2 separate regions of the Mus musculus genome follow, and region 1 is linked to region 2. A link is a loop called in an ENCODE intact Hi-C map of the cell type or tissue named here. Cell type or tissue: left cerebral cortex. All regions are shown on one strand. Links, peaks and the distances in the headings refer to the core of each region. The heading gives the core; the rest is flanking DNA.

The links. Hi-C counts contacts between places; a loop is a spot of excess contacts. Peaks named below come from ENCODE experiments on the same cell type or tissue, not always from the same donor. Only the 100,000 strongest peaks of a DNase experiment are listed, where the experiment ranks them.
Region 1: it touches region 2 in a loop (9-fold over the local background); 11 of 42 quality-filtered maps call a loop at or near these places.

The regions. Positions count from the first base shown.
Region 1 is chr3:93,303,158-93,308,817 of GRCm38, forward strand. No RefSeq gene overlaps it. Among named protein-coding and RNA genes, the nearest start is that of Hrnr, 14 kb to the right of the region's middle. In left cerebral cortex, for the core only: CTCF peaks have their summits at 2,601, 3,205 (motif pointing left) and 4,944 (motif pointing right); DNase peaks (open chromatin) are centred at 3,182 and 4,973.
Region 2 is chr3:93,127,738-93,133,397 of GRCm38, forward strand. Gm35785 (a long non-coding RNA gene) reads right to left here and starts at 508. Exons shown (of 4, transcript XR_375840.1): 1 at 447-508. In left cerebral cortex, for the core only: a CTCF peak has its summit at 2,887 (motif pointing right); a DNase peak (open chromatin) is centred at 2,902.

The DNA of each region.
Region 1 (5,660 bases), core at 252-5,251, 180 kb after region 2:
CAAGATACAGAAAAATCAGGTCAATAAGTGCAATGCAGGAAACAGGTGAAGAAAAGGCATCAGTGGTTTCATCCAGCTGTGAACCCTATGAACTGTCAGATAGGATGTACCCACTGCTGCAATAGTGGCATGACTGTTATGGGAGCAAACCAACCACTCTCTGCTTAGATTTGAAACCCACTTCACAGAAGAAATCTACATCTGGCACAGAGGCCCAACCAACAACTCGTGCCTGGGAGCTCATAGGCACGAAGGATAACTATTAAAATTGTCATACCTTCAAATTGTATTCTAAATATCTGTGTTTATACTCATAGACAAATGCTACTCTCATCCTTAACTAGAGAAGTCACTCTCTGACTAAGTGAACAATTATAAATACAAAGACATATGTATCCCCACTGTGCTGGGGATAAGTCATTGAGGGCCCAGTCTTAAAGAAGAACTACCCCTCCTTACAGTCTCAGCAGAACAGATGTTCAGGAAGAAGTTAAGGAATAAGAGAAGGGCTATAAAATGCCATCTAGACACCACAGTCATTATGTTCATGAGCTCACACTTGTGGCTACTTACTATAGGTCTCTACATGACCAGCCCTGTAAGCAATCAATCATAAATGAACAAAGAGCTCATTCAGTCATACACTTACTCCTGAACTATTTGTTATTGATAGATTCTGGGACAAAGGAAGTATTTTTCTTCATTTGTAACTCCTCAGGTGACTCTACTTGGCTCGAATGGGTAGCTCCAAACCCATTGCCCTGGTCAAGTTCACAGAATAAAACAAACAAAAAAACAAACAAACCACAAGAATTTAAAAAAGATTCACAAGAAAGAGAATGTAGACAGGTATAAGAAAGGATTAAAAGGGAGTAGAGGGGTAATGATAATTATGGGGAATTACAGGCTGGTATCCAGTTGAGCTGAGGTCTGAACCCCGATGGTCATAATTCACCTACATGACATGGTAGGCGTTCCCTCATGCTCCTGGAACTCTGGTCCCTGCCTAAAGTACCACCTCCCACAGCCCCCACAAGAGAAGCATGGTCAGCAGTCATGTAAGCAATGGCCCAAGTTTCTGACCTTCAGGCTAAACTCCTCCCCAGTTACCTAGCAACAGTAAAGACCATAAAAAGGGGTGCTCAGTCCCCACCACACTCTCTTACTCCTCTGTTCCTTTACCTCTCACTTCTCTTTCCTCTTCCCTTTCTTTGCCTTTTCTCCTCTCCTCCTCTCTCTCTCTCTCTCTCTCTCTCTCTCTCTCTCTCCCTTCTTTCTCTTTCCCCTGCATTTCTATAATAAAGCTCTTAAACCATAGAGTATCTCTGTTCCATCAAGGCCTGCTGAACACTCTGGTCAGTGTTGGGAACTTCTTCCCCTATTCCCTCTCTCTTGCAACCCTGGGGCTTTAGCAAGGTAGCTCCGGGGTGGGGGGTGGGGTGGGGTTCCAAGCAGGGCTGCCCCTTGGCCACCCCCTGAAGATTGGGATAGAGGAATGCCCACCCAGGGATAAGTGGATAGGGTAGGTAGCAGCCCTCCCATGCCTGACTGACCAGAGAATAGGGAAACTCTGGTGGGGCGTGGGCCTCTTTTCCCTTCCCCCGCTCCCCCCAGGCACCCCCCCAGGCTCTCCCTTTTATTTTGTTCCCAACAAATAATCACTATGCATTATATACATGAAAGTGTCAGAGAAATTAATTAATAAAAAATAAATTAGTAAAAAAGTTATATTTTAAATACCATACTCAAAAAGATGATAAAACAGGAGAATGATATTTAAATAGGATATTGGGAAGCCAAGAAAGATCTCAAAACAAAAAGACTAAAAGGATATGAGCATGCATCCTGGGTCACAGAAGCCATGATTGTTTGTGTCCTTTCTACCCGTGTCTGACTGCTGCAGTCTTTGCACCTCTGCCCCAGCTTCCCACACTGACTTTGGCCCTGATGCTCAGCACCACTCTGACCCTGGGGGAAACCAGAGGAGGCTGGGATGCTGCAGCTGGCCTTGGTACTCCTGTAGGTACCTGGAAGGATCACATATTTGTACTGGCAGTACCCTCTAAAATTAGAGAGAATTGAGGACCAAGTGCTGTACGTCTTAAAACTTGATGACAAGATTGGCCCAGAAAAACCTTCAGTAAATTTTCCTTCTCATGAAGGACATAGGCTTGAACAATTTGAACCAAGTAGAGATTATTATGGCCATGGAAGATGAATTTGTATTTGAAATTCCTGATAACGATGCAGAGAAGTTAATGTGTCCACAAGAAACTCTAGATTATGTTACAGGTAAGAAGGATGTATATGAATAAAGTATCAAAGCTTTCTTCCTCACCAACAGGACTCCAAGAACATGGGATGGTGTCATGTGCAATCTAGTATGAATTGTTTAAAAAAAAAAAAAAGAGGTGGATTTGTCCAACCCAGAACCTTGCACATGTTAGGAAGAACTATGCCACTTGGATATACCTGGTGCCCAAACAGGATGCCTTTTATTTTCTATTATTGTCATCACCTACCTCTTTAATATCCTTTCCCAAACTCCACAATGCCAATAGATATAAATATAAAACACAATTAGCAGCCTGAAGATTCTGTGTAATGACCATTAGCTCTGCAATCATATTTTCTCCACAAGGGGAGCCACTGGATCCACTATTCAAGACCTCGTATTAATAAACTTCAGTCTTCTCAGCTTATTTGCCTTGTAACAGGCTGTTTTTCACACTGTCAAAACTGCAATTCTGATGGGGGCTTAGTCTTTCTACATTGTCAGTTCATGTGTGTCCCTACTTCCAATTCCTTAACAAATAATGTGAGATAGCTAGCTTCCCTTTTAAACTATAAGCAATGGTGCATTCAAATATGTGGGGAGCAGGCTTGTTTCTTCATAAGTATCAGGAGCCTGGGGATATGCATCTTGAATTTTGTCTCTGTATATGTTCTGCAATCCTTGATGTTTGCTCTCATGTTTTGTTCCAATCGCATACAACTCTCCTGCAAAATGGCAACAATATGAACACAACATTCCATATAAGGTTTTGCTATGAAGGAAAGAAAAAGAAAGGGGCTAGAAAGACACCTTGGTAGTTAAGAGTGCTTGCTGCTCAGGCACAAAATGTTCATGTCCCAAAACCCACAATGGGAGTTCACAACCTCCTGTAACTTCAGCTTTAACTCCAGCACCCTCTTCTGGCCTACACCAGCATGTACACGCATGAGCACACAGGCATACACATACAAATAAGTAAAATCATTCAATTAACTTTTTTTAAAAGAAAGAGACAAGAATACTAGATAATTTGTTCAGATATTATATTTTATAAATCAAGTGAAAATCCTGCATAGACTTTTTTGTATACTACATTACATTTTATATATTACCTCATGTATGATATATTACCACATATACACATATATACAATATCTTTCATATACAGAGATAATAAAGACAGAGATAGTAAACTTCACATTTTCTACCCATACTGTTATTCCTAAACTCATACTTTAACATTTATCACTGCTAGACTTTCCCACTATTTTATTATAGCCTATAGTCTTCATATATTCTAAATCACATAATCAACAGATAAATTTTAGTAATCTAATAATGAACAAGACCTAGAAATCTGCCCATTGTAAGAGCAGAATCCTAAGAGTCTCCTGAAGAGCATCAGATAAATCATAAATTTTAAACAACATATATAGAATCACTAGAAAGAAAGAAAAAAAAACCCAAGAACTCTGGAGACAAAAGGAGGGCTCAGGAGAGAGAAGGAGAATGCAATAGAAGCTAATACTGATTTTAAAGCAAAACCATGGACTTATGTCCATGTTTTTTAAATGCTTCAAAGAGTATTTAATGTAAAATAGTTCCTTAAAAAAAAACATTCTTCAAAAGAAGAACCCATGGTTAAAAACAGCTAACTTGGCTTACACAGTGGTGAATGACAAGAGACCCTGTGTTAAAGTACATGGCATGAATAGACACTCAAGGCTGTCCTCTGACCTCCACATGTATGTCATGGCCCACATTTGCACTCTCTCTCTCTCTCTCTCTCTCTCTCTCTCTCTCTCTCTCTCTCTCACACACACACACACACACACACACACACACAGTTTTTAAAACTAAAATAAAACCAAAAACTCACTAACATTTGAGACTGTCCCATAAAAATAACAACCATAATTACACATAATATGTATAATGTGTACATGGATTTGAATGATATGCTAAGCACATAGATAAAATGTGAACAGTTGTTATAAGAAAAATTAGGAAGATACTACAAAGATTGAAAGATTTATTTGTTCATTCAGGCAATAAATATTGACAGGTATCTATTAGGACCTAATCTAAATTCTGAGATTACAGTATTTAGCAGACAAAAATCCCTGCTCCCACAGAGCTTACATAGTTTTTAGTGAGATGATGCTAAATTAATTTCAGATGAAAATAAAGTACTTAAAAAAATAAATGTGTCAAACTGTCTAAGTAGGAAATAATGTAGAAGGCAGCATTTGAACGTAATGTAGACCTCAAAGCAAAGTCATCTATGTAGAGCAAGATGAATAAAAAAAGAAAGTAAGAGCATAAGGTCCTGAGGAAATAACAAACAGGAACAGAAAAGACACTACATAATTCTGAGCTGAAAGGTCAATTTGTACAGTCTAGTGAGAAAGAGGAGAGGTACAAAATGAAATCAAAGTAAATGGATATCAAATCTCAAAGACAAATAGAAAATGGAGAAATGGGAAGTGTGTTATAAAAAAGAGCCACTGCTCTAATTTACATTTTAAAACTTCAGGCTGATGTTATTTATATACAGTAGATTTTGAAATGAAAAAGAAAGAGTAAAGAAGACTTTGTCAGGCTGCAGAGATGTCTCCAAGGTTAAGAAAACTGACTGCTCTTCCAGACACTCTGAGTTCAATTCCAGGCAACCACAAGGTGGCTCACAACTATCTGTAATTGGATCGGATGCCTTCCTCTGGTGTATCGGAAGACAGCCACAGTATACTCGTATATATAAAAATAAATAAATCTTTAAAAAAAAGAAAAAAGAAAAACTTTGTCATGGTGTATCTTGGATGATAATGACAAGGACTAATGGACTTGAAAGAAACTGGGGGTGGAGGGGCTGGAGAGATGGCTCAGTGATTAAGAGCACCGACTGCTCTTCTGAAGGTCCTGAGTTCAAATCCCAGCAACCACATGGTGGCTCACAACCATCCGTAATGAGATCTGACACCCTCTTCTGGTGCATCTGAAGACAGCTACAGTGTAGTTAAATATAATAATAAATAAATCTTTAAAAAAAAAGAAACTGGGGATATTTGAGGTGAAAGATAATAAATAGGACTTGCTAGTAGACTCTAAAAGTTGATGGGGAAAGGAATACAGGATAATGCCTAACTAATATCAAAGATGATGAACTTTTATATGTCTACTTATTTTTTTTAGTTATGAGTGCAGTATAATTTGATGAAAGAGAAATCAGAAGTACATTTTTGGTTATGTTACATTTCCTACCTACAAGCATGTCAAAAATGTCAGGCATGTAGATGGATAATGTCCATGCTACCACATTCAATAGTCATTTCAATTTCTTGATATTATAGCAGCATTTAATATAATTAACTTTCTTTTTGCTTTC
Region 2 (5,660 bases), core at 176-5,175:
CTCTCCCTCCCTGCATTCTATCACTTATCTGTCATGAACTTGATGACTTACCATCCATCAGTCTCATCTCTCTGTTTATCCACTCACCCATCTCCCCTTCTTTGGATACCCCTTTACAAGAATTAGGGGGTCAAAATAATCTGAGCCTTCAGGGGGACTATTAATATCAAAGGCTAAGTTCCAGGTTCTTAAATGAGGCCAATGATGCAACAGAATTGATACCCAGAAGACGTGCTTCTCGTTGCTTCCCAGTCCCTGCAGGCAGTTCTAAATCTGGTTCAGTCACTGGGTGGCCTCCCAAAACCTATCTTAGGAACAATAGACCTCAATAATCAGGCCACCATTTGTCATCAAGGCACACCCATGTCATAGCAGCACTCTGCTGATTGGCTAAAACAAAATCTTCAAGGCACTCCAAGCATTTACCACCTAAATCTGTCACTTACCGGTGCTGTAGGTGGAGTGGGAAAGGCTGTGTAGTTTGACTTGTCAAGTTGCCAATAAAAACCAGTTTCTGTCGAGTGGTGAGATTTCATTACCCAAGCCTGGAACGTGACCCTCATCAAGTGCTTATTGAAGTTGCTGAGAACTCACCCCACGCCAGATCTTCTTACTTACATCAGATCATCACTGCTTAGGGTCATCCCTAGAGTGGGTCTCAAATGGAGTAATTGACCTGCACTGACACAGAGACTGTGATATTTTGAAAGAGGAAATTGAACCTCTAATGAATTTGTGCTCTGAGTGAGGTGTTAGGAATCCAGGGAAAAGCCCAACATCTATTGCCTTTGCAAAGCACAGAGTCTAGTGGAGACAACAGGCCTCGAAAAGGTGATGGGCTATCACAGCAGGAAGGTTTGGGACTTGTGAAAACAGCCTCATCTGACTTGAGAATCCCAGCGGTTTGGAAGAAGGCAAGCTGGAACTGGGCCTGGACAGCCCAATCAAACACACCTGAATCTTGCCAGACAAATCCAAACTAAGCATGGAGGAGGGAGGATTCCATGCTGCCAGGGCAGCTCACTGCTCACAGTGGGCCTTGAGGTGGCTGACACCACTTTCAGATTTGAAAATGTGAGCAATAGAAGACTCCTTATGTTTCTGGTTAAACACATTTTAATCCTTCATGCTGCCAGGTCATGGCTCCAACTTTTTCAATTTTCTTTCTCAAAACAGACTCTCGCTCCAGCTGATCCTGAACACACCCCTCCCAGCCACCCCCACACCTATTACACTCTGTGCTCTCATGCCACATTTTCTATGAAGCTTCTCTAGAGTGGCCGACTCCCCAAACCATCTCTGCTGTACTTTACATCTGACTCGATTGCCACCTATGGCAAGCTGCATTCCGGGTGGTTTGTAGATCCTGTGACCAGTAACCTGAATATTTGGACCCCCCCCCCAAGAGCTCTCAAGGGGCTTGGCACCCAGTAGGTCCTCAACAGCTAACTGCTGTGAGACTGGCGCTTCCAGAACTTATTCACACTCAGGTGACCCTGCAAGGCTCAGCATGTTGTCCCGGCAGGGAGCCAGTAGCTGACTTGGGAAAAACAAGTGATGTGGAATCTGGCAGTGTCCCAGCTATTCTTCCACGTAGCAGCAGCCACCTCCAATACACAGCATTTTCTAATGTTTACAGGAAACTTCTGAGCTCACCAAGCACCTGTCCACAACCAGGCACCCAACACGTAAGGGTTGAACACCCACTGTATGGAAGACACCAAAGCACCATGAACCTTTACTGGCTGGAAAAAGAAGCAGGGGTATCTTACTGATCACTAGGAATAATATACAGCTGCTTCATTTTAGTTCATTGGAAGTGCAATGTAATTCATATTATTCTCATTATATTTCCCTGACTTTCCTATAGTGGCTCTGTCTTATTCATGCAAGCAGACATTTAAAAAAAATAATGTTTTAAAACGAACTGAGTGGATGCACCAAAGATGAAGACATATAACAACTGTGATTTCTTGATCATCAATGGGATCTAATTCACTATATAGTCAGGCAGGTAGGAAGAAACAGTTGTGTGTCTCAGCTGTGAGCCTGGAGCAGAAGGCAGCTGTATCTACTCTTCCCGACCCAAACGTCAAGAGGCCACGGTCTCCCTGCAAAGTTGGGTGTGAGGAAAAGGCTGCTCTCTTCTCCTGCCTCCCTGAAATCCAACAGAGATGACCAGACCTGGGTTCTCCCAACATTGCCTGCTCCTAGGGTCCATCTACTCTCCAGTGCATGACTGATTTTGAGTTCTTCTTTCCAATGTTCGCCGAACACCTTGCTAACCATCCTCAGATCCTCTTCCTATCACAGCTGAGATCTGGTGTCAACTCTGACTAGGCTCAATGCAGGACATGCGGGAGCCTGTGTCCCTGGCAAGGCTCCATGCAAGCCCAGAAATACTGCACAGATGCATACAGGGTGTCCCATCTCTTACCCTTGCTAGACCTTAAGGACAGCCAGGCCTTGGTCTCAATCCTCCAGGCTTCATGCCTACTTCTGCCTTAGACTTTGATTGCTCAGTCCCAAACCTAAAGACTCCTCTCCAGGTTCTAACTCTTGTATTTAACAAGTAAATGACTTAGCCAATTCGTTTGAACTTTCCAAGAATAAGCCATATCTATAAAATGGGAAAAGCAATACTAACTAGGCAAATAGAGTAAGACTGTGTTAAAAAACAAAAAAACAAAAAACAACTGTGCTGAGTGATGATCAAATTATTGGCCTCTGGGCTCAAGATAACTTGTAGCTTTGCTCTGTCTTCACCACATGAAATGCATTTTCTCCTTAGTCCAGCCAGGTGAGCTAAAGTTTCTGCTGCTTTGAAGGCTTTCTTGGCATCCTCCACAGTGGCAGTGAGAGATTTTCTTGTTATACACAGAGCTGAACACTAGGTGGCAGCCAGGCCACGGGCCTTGCCAAAGAACGCTGCCTTCCTTCCACCTGACACAGAAGCAAGGTCTGAAGGCCTGTACTTCAGCTATCCTGGTGCTAGGCACGTCTCCTGTTCCATCCAACTTTACCCTTGTCTCTTCTGCCATAAAGAGACCTGTTGGTAAAGGAACCCAAGGGAAGCTTGCTGCTGGCAGACTCAGGCTGAAGCCTTGAGAGCAGGAGGAGGTTCAGGTTTGGTGTTCAGAGCGATCCTCTGGCTGTGAGGCCTTCTTTCACAGAACAAGGGGCTGCAGCAGATGCTGAGGCCTTGCTAGCAGCAGAGGGGTTTGCATAGTGTCCCCACAGACCAGAAGATTGCTTTGTCTGCTGTTCTAGAACTTCTATACAGATTGCCATCAAGAGGACTCTTAAAGTCCCAGGGAGCCCAGGCATGCTAGACTCAACACTTTCAGTAGTTTCCCTCAGATTACAAACAGAATTGTAGGTTTCCCTTTGGAATGATTCCTCCTATTTGTGACTCCTTTCACCACCTGCTTTCTTAGTCTCACTGACTGAAAAGTTGTTCTCTCTCTCTCTCTCTCTCTCTCTCTCTCTCTCTCTCTCTCTCCATGCCTTCCTACTTGCCCCTCAACCAAGTGCATTACAGTCTATCTTCTGAGTGCCCAAATCCCCCAGATCTGGAACCAGCTGTTATCTTACTACCAAGACCAGGGTCATGTTGGCTTGCACCTTGCTATACTCTTTGCTGCTGGTCACACCTGAACTCACCCCTTACTCTCTTCTTGATCTGTTCACTATGCACAGTCCATACCCAAATTTTTCAATGTTTTAGCTAGAGCTTCTACTGACAGCTATACACTCAGCTAGCGCCACCCCCCCCCCGCCCCCCGATCTTCTGCTGACTCGGCACATAGCACTTAACTCACCTGTCTGCCCTCTGCCCCATACACCTATTTTTGCTTCTTTGTTTTCTGCCTCAGCAAAAAACCTCATCAGGGAACCTGCAGTGGCCAAAGTTCAAAGCAGTGGAAGCCACATTGGCTCCTTCCTGCAAGACCCATGACCACTTCATAGCCACTTCCCAGTTATACAAAAAATCTTTCCCTCCAGGCCCCTACGCTGCACCAAGCCAGTCTAAGCCACAACATCTAAAATGGCTTTGATGCCCACTTCCTATTGACCTCTCCATACTGCGCCATCCTCCTAATAGACAATGTACTAAAATGCAAAGCTAAGTGGGTCTCTATGTTCAAAGTCTTTCTGTTTCCCATAGAGGGTATGAAAACACTGTTGTAATGCCCACAGTCTCTGACACATGGTTTGGCAAAATTCTCCTCCTCCTCAAACTCTCACCCACTGGAGGGGTTCACAGGCATCCAATCTCCTCACCTCTTCTTCACCTTCCATCCAACCTGTTTTCTCTTTTTTATTCATTGAGGTTCAGTTCAAGAACAATCAACTCTAGTCCTAGCTTTGAAGTGGGCTCCCATTCTCCATGTTTCCTTGATGGACCTTAATGGACCACCAGGTATAGTTGTGTGGTCATACAAACATAAATTACTATTACATAGACATAGACTCAAAAACTTTTCTTTTGGTCCCTTGAACAAAGTCCACCACCATACACAGAGAAGAGGTGAGATGGGTCATTTTTGGATGTGTAGCTGGGTGACAGAACATAGATGAGTTGCTCCAGAAAGTTACCTGTTCATATAGAGATGATCTGGAATTTTTTTCACCATATCCCAGAATGGATCACGAAATGCGGTGGAGACCCAGGACTTCTCCTTTTTTTTCTTTCTTTATTAATTAATTTATTTACTTTATACCTTTTATTTACTTTATAGCTTCCCTTTCCTCCCTCCTCTTCTCCCAGTCCTTCCTTCTCACCTATCCTCCTCCCATCCTCCTGTCTTCTCTTTCTCCTCAAAAAAGGGGAGGCCTTGCAATAGGACTAGACACATCTTCTCCTATAGTGGCTAGACAAGGCAGCCCAGATAGGGGAAGGAACCTGAAGGCAGAAAATAGATTCAGAGACAGTCCCTGCTCCTGCTGTTAGAAGTCCCATATAAGACTGGGCTGCAAAACTGTTACGTATGTGTAGAGGGCCTAGAACTGTACCATGCATGCTCTCTGTTTGGCAGATCCGTTTCTGTGGGCCCAGGTTAGTTGATTCTCTATGTCTTCATGCAGTGTCCTTGACCTCTCTGTCTACTTCAGTCCTCCCTGCAACTTCCACAGGATTCCTCAGACTCCACTTAATGTTTGGCTATAGGTTTCTTCATCTGTTTCCATCAGTTGTTCGGTGAAACCTCTCAGAGGACAGTTATGCTTGGTACCTGTCTGCAAGTAAAACAGAATATCATTAATAGTATCAGAGGTGGGCTCTCTCACGGCATGGGTCTTAAGCTGAGCCAGTCATTGGTAGACAATTTCCTCAATTTCTGCTCCACCTTTACCCTTGCACATCTTGTAGCAAGACAAATTGTGGGTCAAAGGTTTTCTGGCTGGGTTGGTATCCCAATCTCTCCTGGAAGTCTTTTCTTGTTACAGGAGATGACTGTTTCAGGTTCCATATTTGATTACGAGGACTAGTAACTAAGGTCACCCTCCTAGATTTCTGGGATTCTCCATTGTCCTAGGTTTCTAGCACATCTTAGAGATATCACACGCACAAACTCCACCCTTTCCCTACCCAGTTCCCTCCATCCATCCACCCCCAGTGTCTATTCTGTTTCTCCTTCTCAGTGAGATTCAAGCATCTC